Linked DNA regions of Homo sapiens: region 2 is linked to region 1. Evidence: chromatin contacts called from ENCODE Hi-C or POLR2A ChIA-PET data. All regions are on one chromosome and are shown on one strand. Each heading gives the region's core, a stretch centred on a gene start or an enhancer-like site at or near the end of the contact. The rest is flanking DNA. Distances are from core to core; before and after follow the strand shown.

The links. A loop is a pair of places that touch in the nucleus more often than their neighbours do. ChIA-PET counts read pairs that join two places held with the same protein, here RNA polymerase II (POLR2A). Pooled maps may share reads with other maps.
Region 2: a pooled map shows a loop between it and region 1 (2.2-fold over the local background). The contact joins the promoter of PCDHGA11 here to the promoter of PCDHB2 in region 1. A Hi-C loop is called at or near these places in 2 of 168 maps with a recorded cell type or tissue (MCF 10A and PC-9) and 8 of 50 pooled maps. POLR2A ChIA-PET finds 5 or more read pairs at or near these places in 1 of 52 experiments (WTC11).

Annotation. Positions count from the first base shown.
Region 1 is chr5:141,091,376-141,096,370 of GRCh38, forward strand. PCDHB2 (protocadherin beta 2) reads left to right here and starts at 3,240. Exons shown (of 1, transcript NM_018936.4): 1 at 3,240-4,995. The coding sequence starts at 3,416. It also overlaps PCDHB@.
Region 2 is chr5:141,419,801-141,422,907 of GRCh38, forward strand. PCDHGA11 (protocadherin gamma subfamily A, 11) reads left to right here and starts at 1,251. Exons shown (of 4, transcript NM_018914.3): 1 at 1,251-3,107. The coding sequence starts at 1,428. All of the region lies in intron 1 of PCDHGA1 (protocadherin gamma subfamily A, 1), which reads left to right. The region is part of intron 1 of PCDHGA2 (protocadherin gamma subfamily A, 2); the gene reads left to right. The region is part of intron 1 of PCDHGA3 (protocadherin gamma subfamily A, 3); the gene reads left to right. It also overlaps PCDHGB1, PCDHGA4, PCDHGB2, PCDHGA5, PCDHGB3 and PCDHGA6, and 9 more genes.

The DNA of each region.
Region 1 (4,995 bases), core at 1,990-4,489:
ATATAAATAATTACTATATGTAAACATATTTCATTCAGACTTATAAATATGCTATAAATTATAATCTAATATATATGATTCCTTATTAAAGGAGATTAAGAAAATAAGAGCATTTGTAAAGAAGGAAGGTGTATTCTCATCAAGGTTTAAGAAAATAAATGATTTAAAATAGCATAGCGGATATAATGCATTTAAAGCTGGAAACCTATATACGAATATAAAATATTGGTGTTGGTTATATAATCTTTGAAAAAGAGAAACTTACTTCTATTTCTAGGTGTGTTAATAGCATTGAAATGAAAGATGGGTAAAACCTTCTGAATTGTGAGGACACATGACAACATGAGAGGTTTTAAAATTTTTTTCACAATAAAACCTAATGTGTTCTTGGTTATTGTATCCTCTGAAATATCTTAGATATTAAGTTTTCTATTCTCCAGCTTGTGAGAAGAGATTATGTTATTTTCTTCATATTACCTATTTTCCTCTCCTTTATGTTATCCCAAATTAACCATAACTGCTTTAGTTCAGAAAACCTGTCCAAAGGAAATAGCCATATACCTGGTTAAATATAAAATTTCGAGTAACCTACCAGTTATAATTTGCCTGTATGATATAACTGATCTTCACTACATCTATTTCGGACCCTAATCAGGTTTTGCAGATTATATAAAAAGCTGTTTTTAAAGACTTGGACCTTGGGTGTTATTCACCTCAATGAATTTGTTTAATGCTCAATGTCAATGAATTAACATATTTTGAATTATTATAACATCCATATAAAAGTAATAATCATGGAAAGCAAAAAATAATATCAACAGGTAGAGATAGGCATTTGTTTTCTAAATGTTAAGAAAAGGAACCTGTGATTATCCTTTTTTTAGCCAGTTACAAGATGATAAATGAGAGCTTTTTAAAATATTATGCTATTGTTACATTTAATAAATCATCCAGTCCAGTTTTCTGAAAATACAGGGGATAGAAGAACAGGTTAAATGATACCATGAGGAAACAATCAAATTTGGAATGTAGGACATCCTACAAAACAACTAGTCTGGACACTTCAGAAATCTAATGTCATTAAAGATGGGGGAGTATTCTAGAGTAAATAGATCTAATAGCCAAATACAATTATCAAAGTTGGTTGAAAAAGTTTCTAAGACATTCCTTATAACAAATAGTTAAAAAAGTAAGTGCATTTGTCAAAGGAACTTGAGTGAGTGTGAATTCTTATCAAAATTGAGGAAAAGATAATGGAAAGACAGTGAAATTTGATTGGGGCTGGATTTTAGATAACTGTAGAATTTTTTTAAATTTTCTTAGGTATGATAGAACCATTATGATTATATGAGATAATATTATAATTATGTGATACCTGCTGAAATATTTAGAGGTGAAATATGATGTCTGCAAGTTACTTTCATATAAGTCATCAGAAAAGCGGGTGTGTGTACAGAATAAGATAGAACAAATATGGTAAAATATAAACAATTGTTAAGTTTGGATGGAGGTTAGAGTTGTAGTTTATGTATAGTTCTTTTAACTGTTCTATATATTTAATTTTTTTCTTCATCCCCCAATTTTTTAACCCAATGGATCTTTTAGAGACACATCCTAATATTTATTATTATTATTATTATTTTGAGATGGAGTCTCGCTTTGTCACCAGGCTTGGAGTGCAATGGCATGATCTCAGCTCACTGCAATCTCCGCCTCCCGGGTTCAAGTGATTCTCCTGCCTCACCCTCCCAAGTAGCTGGGATTACAGGCACCCATCACCATGCCTGGCTCATTTTTTTTGTATTTTTAGTAGAGATGGGGTTTCACCAGGTTGGCCAGGATGGTCTTGATCTCTTGACCTCGTGATCTGCCTGCCTCGGCCTCCCAAAGTAAAATTATTTTTTAAAGCAGCCTTAGAGTTTACAGAAAATTGAGCAAATAGTACAAACAGTTCCCCTCACATACCGATTTTCTCCCACTCAAAGTTTCCCTGTTATCAAAATCTTGCATTACTGTGGTACATTTGTTACAATTGATGAGCCAATACTGGTAAATTATTAACTAAATTTCATAGTTTAGTGTTCACTCTTTGTGTTGTATAGTTCTGTGGATTTTGACAACGGCATAATGTCATGTATCTACCATTGTAGTATCGTAAAGTACCCCATGTTTAACCTCTTCATCCCCCTCCCTCTTCTTCCTAGCTATCACTTGTCTTTTAAATGTCTCTATAATTTGGCCTTTTTCAGAGTATCATGTAATTTGAATTATACAGTATCATTGCCTTTTCAGACTGGATTCTTTCACTGAGAAATATGCATTTAAGTTTCCTTCATGTCATTCTGTGGCTTGATAACTTCTTTATATTAACATTAAAAAAGAAACAAAAAGACAAAATTAAAAAACCTAACAACAAACAATGACATATATACCCTGTTTGGAAGCAGATTGAAGAAACCATCACTGAAAAGACATTTTTAAAGATAATTGGGGAAACTGGAATATTTACTGGCTATTTAATATTATGAAATTGCTCTTTGCTAGATGTGGTAATTGAATTGAGGTTATGTTGAAAGTTCTCCTAGGCATTAGAAAGGAAAATAATATTGATACATTTACAATAAGGAAATATCTGGCTGCTCTTGGAGAGTTTCATGAGGCTCAGACACATCAAAGTTCAGGAAAATGTGAAGTGGGAGCAGTGCAAAGAAAGAAATATGAGTAAGGAGACTATTTCAGTGCCCATTAAAATACTCTTATTTGGATTCTGTGCTTTTCCTGGGTCTCTGTTTTTCAGCTGGGTTTGAGTGTGATGATGGTAATCTAACCACCACTGAGTTGCACACATGCCCAAACTCTGAATAAAAATAGAACTTTCTTAGTCTAAGCCTTCTTTCCGAAGCATGCTAGGACTGAGATCACTCCCTTCCAGGTTCTGAAATTTATTTTTTCCAGTTTGAAAAAAAAAAAAAGCTTGGATTTGTGAGGGAAGTGAAGATTTATTTATTCTTGCCCTGTCTCTATGGGTGCAATGAAGAGCCTTTCGAAACGCCAATAAGACTTCGGTACACTGAGAGACACTACTTGAAAATACTCAATTTCGATTGCCATCAGCCTGAAAGAAAGCACTGGGATTTTCTTAAAGTTTAGGAGAAAATAAATACTCGGAAGAGACGCGGGGTGGCGCTGCAGCCTTAGAAGTAGCAGAAACAAAGCACCCAGCCGACGCTCCCTTACCCAGATACTCAGCTAAAGAAGCAGCAAGCAGGAAGAGGAGGCTTTCTAAGGCGGTCGCTCCGGGAAATCCGGGCCCTAGGATTGTCCACTCATCCCAGTATCAGCGAGATACGGGGAGATAGAGTTAGCGACAACGTGAGCCAGAGCTGGAGCACGTTTGGTGAGAGACCAGAAAGCAATGGAGGCCGGAGAGGGGAAGGAGCGCGTTCCGAAACAAAGGCAAGTCCTGATATTCTTTGTTTTGCTGGGCATAGCTCAGGCTAGTTGCCAGCCTAGGCACTATTCAGTGGCCGAGGAAACGGAGAGTGGCTCCTTTGTGGCCAATTTGTTAAAAGACCTGGGGCTGGAGATAGGAGAACTTGCTGTGAGGGGGGCCAGGGTCGTTTCCAAAGGAAAAAAAATGCATTTGCAGTTCGATAGGCAGACCGGGGATTTGTTGTTAAATGAGAAATTGGACCGGGAGGAGCTGTGCGGCCCCACAGAGCCCTGTGTCCTACCTTTCCAGGTGTTACTAGAAAATCCCTTGCAGTTTTTTCAGGCGGAGCTACGGATTAGGGACGTAAATGATCATTCCCCAGTTTTCCTAGACAAAGAAATACTTTTGAAAATTCCAGAAAGTATCACTCCTGGAACTACTTTCTTAATAGAACGTGCCCAGGACTTGGATGTAGGAACCAACAGTCTCCAAAATTACACAATCAGTCCCAATTTCCACTTTCATCTTAATTTACAAGACAGTCTCGATGGCATAATATTACCACAGCTGGTGCTGAACAGAGCCCTGGATCGCGAGGAGCAGCCTGAGATCAGGTTAACCCTCACAGCGCTAGATGGCGGGAGTCCACCCAGGTCCGGCACGGCCCTGGTACGGATTGAAGTTGTGGACATCAATGACAACGTCCCAGAGTTTGCAAAGCTGCTCTATGAGGTGCAGATCCCGGAGGACAGCCCCGTTGGATCCCAGGTTGCCATCGTCTCTGCCAGGGATTTAGACATTGGAACTAATGGAGAAATATCTTATGCATTTTCCCAAGCATCTGAAGACATTCGCAAAACGTTTCGATTAAGTGCAAAATCGGGAGAACTGCTTTTAAGACAGAAACTGGATTTCGAATCCATCCAGACATACACAGTAAATATTCAGGCGACAGATGGTGGGGGCCTATCTGGAACTTGTGTGGTATTTGTCCAAGTGATGGATTTGAATGACAATCCTCCGGAACTAACTATGTCGACACTTATCAATCAGATCCCAGAAAACTTGCAGGACACCCTCATTGCTGTATTCAGCGTTTCAGATCCTGACTCCGGAGACAACGGAAGGATGGTGTGCTCCATCCAAGATGATCTTCCTTTTTTCTTGAAACCTTCTGTTGAGAACTTTTACACTCTGGTGATAAGCACGGCCCTGGACCGGGAGACCAGATCCGAATACAACATCACCATCACCGTCACCGACTTCGGGACACCCAGGCTGAAAACCGAGCACAACATAACCGTGCTGGTCTCCGACGTCAATGACAACGCCCCCGCCTTCACCCAAACCTCCTACACCCTGTTCGTCCGCGAGAACAACAGCCCCGCCCTGCACATCGGCAGCGTCAGCGCCACAGACAGAGACTCGGGCACCAACGCCCAGGTCACCTACTCGCTGCTGCCGCCCCAGGACCCGCACCTGCCCCTCGCCTCCCTGGTCTCCATCAACGCGGACAACGGCCACCTGTTCGCTCTCCAGTCGCTGGACTACGAGGCCCTGCA
Region 2 (3,107 bases), core at 1-2,500, 330 kb after region 1:
GATGGAGGACAGCCACCCCTTTCAGCCACTGCCACGCTGCACCTGGTGTTCGCAGATAGCTTGCAAGAGGTACTGCCGGATTTCAGCGACCATCCCACACCCTCTGACTCCCAGGCTGAGATGCAGTTTTACCTGGTGGTGGCCTTGGCCTTGATTTCTGTGCTCTTTCTCCTCGCGGTGATTCTAGCTATTGCTCTACGCCTGCGACAGTCTTTCAGCCCTACTGCAGGAGACTGCTTTGAGTCAGTTCTCTGCTCCAAGTCCGGACCTGTGGGTCCCCCCAACTACAGTGAGGGAACGTTGCCCTATGCCTATAATTTTTGTGTGCCTGGGGATCAAATGAATCCAGAATTTAATTTTTTCACATCTGTTGATCATTGTCCAGCCACACAAGATAACCTCAACAAAGATAGCATGCTACTGGCTAGCATTTTAACTCCCAGCGTTGAAGCAGATAAGAAGATTCTTAAACAGGTAAGTATTTAAAAATGTATTTAATCCTTTTTATATTACAATATGCCAATATATTCCAATATAGTGGTATTATTTTAAGATTCTAGATAACTTCTTCATAGAGTTCGCAAAATATAGGTCAAATTTATGGTTATCATTATTAAAACAAAAGTTTAAATTAAATGCCTCAGTCTTCCTACTATTCAAAGACATTTTAAAGCAAACTACATGGGTAATCTCCGGTGACATTTTTATGAAGTAAAATACCTTTCGGTTAAAAATATAAAATACAGGTATATTTTTACGGCATGGTATTTTAATTGAAACCCTGATGCTACTCAATTTTTCTCAAGTATTTCATCTTCATTTACTCAATAAAGGAACCTTGTAAGAATTATAGTTAGGCATCCTACCTGATGATTTTATCGGGACCGTATTATTTCCACTTCCAGAAATGTCGTTCCTTTCAGTCGGTTAAAATCAATTGGAACCAACTACAACCTACAAGTTTTCAGCTCCAGTAATATTTTGAAAACTTTTTAAAAATTAAGCAAGCCCTTTTAATAATTACTCCTTTCGCAGGTGTTCTTGGTAAAGTTTTAACGTCACATAATGTAAGTATTGTGTATCATCGTTTTTAAGCTCTACAAATACGTGTGATTCACAAAGGTGAGCGTAATCATTTCTTCTGGAATTTCTTAGTCGTTGCAATAATAAGAATGGGCTCTAGGCGCCGCTGCTCACCAATCAGGGAATGGGAAGCTGCGCGCCATTGAGTCCCTCCCTCCCCCGCCTCTACCACACAAAGCGGAATGAGATGGATACTCACAGATCCTGACACTGGAGACTTAGAAGTATTTTCCTTCGCTTTCTGATATATTTTGGATGTAGTCGGCCTAGGACTTCATAGATACATAAGCCGATTCACAACCAACCAGCTCGAGAAACCGCGGAATATCGGCTTAGAGCCTGCCATGGCGAATCGGCTACAGCGCGGGGACCGCAGTCGGCTGCTGCTGCTGCTGTGCATTTTCCTGGGGACGCTGCGGGGGTTCCGGGCCAGGCAGATCCGATATTCGGTGCCAGAAGAGACCGAAAAGGGCTCCTTCGTGGGCAATATCTCCAAGGACCTGGGGCTGGAGCCCCGGGAGCTGGCGAAGCGCGGAGTCCGCATCGTCTCCAGAGGGAAGACACAGCTTTTCGCTGTGAATCCGCGAAGCGGCAGCTTGATCACGGCAGGCAGGATAGACCGGGAGGAGCTCTGTGAGACGGTGTCCTCCTGTTTTTTAAATATGGAACTTCTCGTGGAAGACACCTTGAAGATTTACGGAGTGGAGGTGGAAATAATAGATATTAATGATAACGCCCCCAGCTTCCAGGAGGACGAAGTGGAGATAAAAGTCAGTGAGCACGCAATTCCTGGGGCGCGATTTGCTCTTCCTAATGCTAGGGATCCAGATGTGGGCGTGAACTCCCTCCAGAGCTACCAGCTCAGCCCTAATAATTACTTTTCCTTGCAACTGCGGGGCAGAACGGATGGGGCCAAGAATCCAGAGCTAGTACTGGAGGGAAGCCTGGACCGAGAGAAAGAGGCTGCTCACCTGCTCCTCCTCACAGCTTTAGATGGAGGCGATCCCATCCGAAAGGGCGCAGTTCCCATTCGTGTGGTGGTCCTCGATGTAAATGATCACATCCCAATGTTTACACAGTCCGTATATCGCGTGAGTGTTCCAGAAAACATCAGCTCCGGAACTCGGGTGCTGATGGTTAATGCAACGGATCCAGACGAGGGAATCAACGGGGAAGTAATGTATTCATTTCGGAACATGGAAAGCAAGGCTTCTGAAATATTCCAATTGGATTCACAAACTGGAGAAGTTCAAGTACGGGGGTCTCTGGATTTTGAAAAATATAGATTCTATGAGATGGAAATTCAAGGCCAAGATGGTGGAGGTCTCTTTACCACCACGACGATGTTGATCACTGTTGTGGATGTGAATGATAACGCTCCAGAAATAACTATCACCTCTTCTATTAATTCAATTCTGGAAAACTCTCCTCCAGGTACAGTGATTGCTCTTCTAAATGTGCAAGATCAAGATTCTGGAGAAAATGGTCAAGTCTCCTGTTTTATTCCTAACCACCTGCCTTTTAAATTAGAAAAGACTTATGGAAATTATTACAAATTGATAACAAGCAGAGTGCTGGACAGGGAGTTGGTCCAGAGCTACAATATAACGTTGACAGCCACAGACCAGGGAAGCCCGCCTTTGTCTGCAGAAACTCATGTCTGGCTGAATGTGGCAGATGACAACGATAACCCTCCCGTTTTTCCTCACTCCTCTTACTCTGCCTACATTCCCGAAAACAACCCCAGGGGTGCCTCCATCTTCTCAGTGACCGCCCTCGACCCGGACAGCAAACAGAATGCCCTGGTCACTTACTCTCTGACGGATGACACTGTCCAGGGGGTGCCTCTGTCCTCCTATGTCTCTATTAACTCCAACACTGGTGTTCTCTATGCCCTACAATCCTTCGACTATGAGCAGTTTCGAGACTTAGAACTGAGAGTGATAGCACGTGACAGCGGGGACCCGCCCCTCAGCAGCAACGTGTCGCTGAGCCTGTTCGTGCTGGACCAGAACGACAATGCG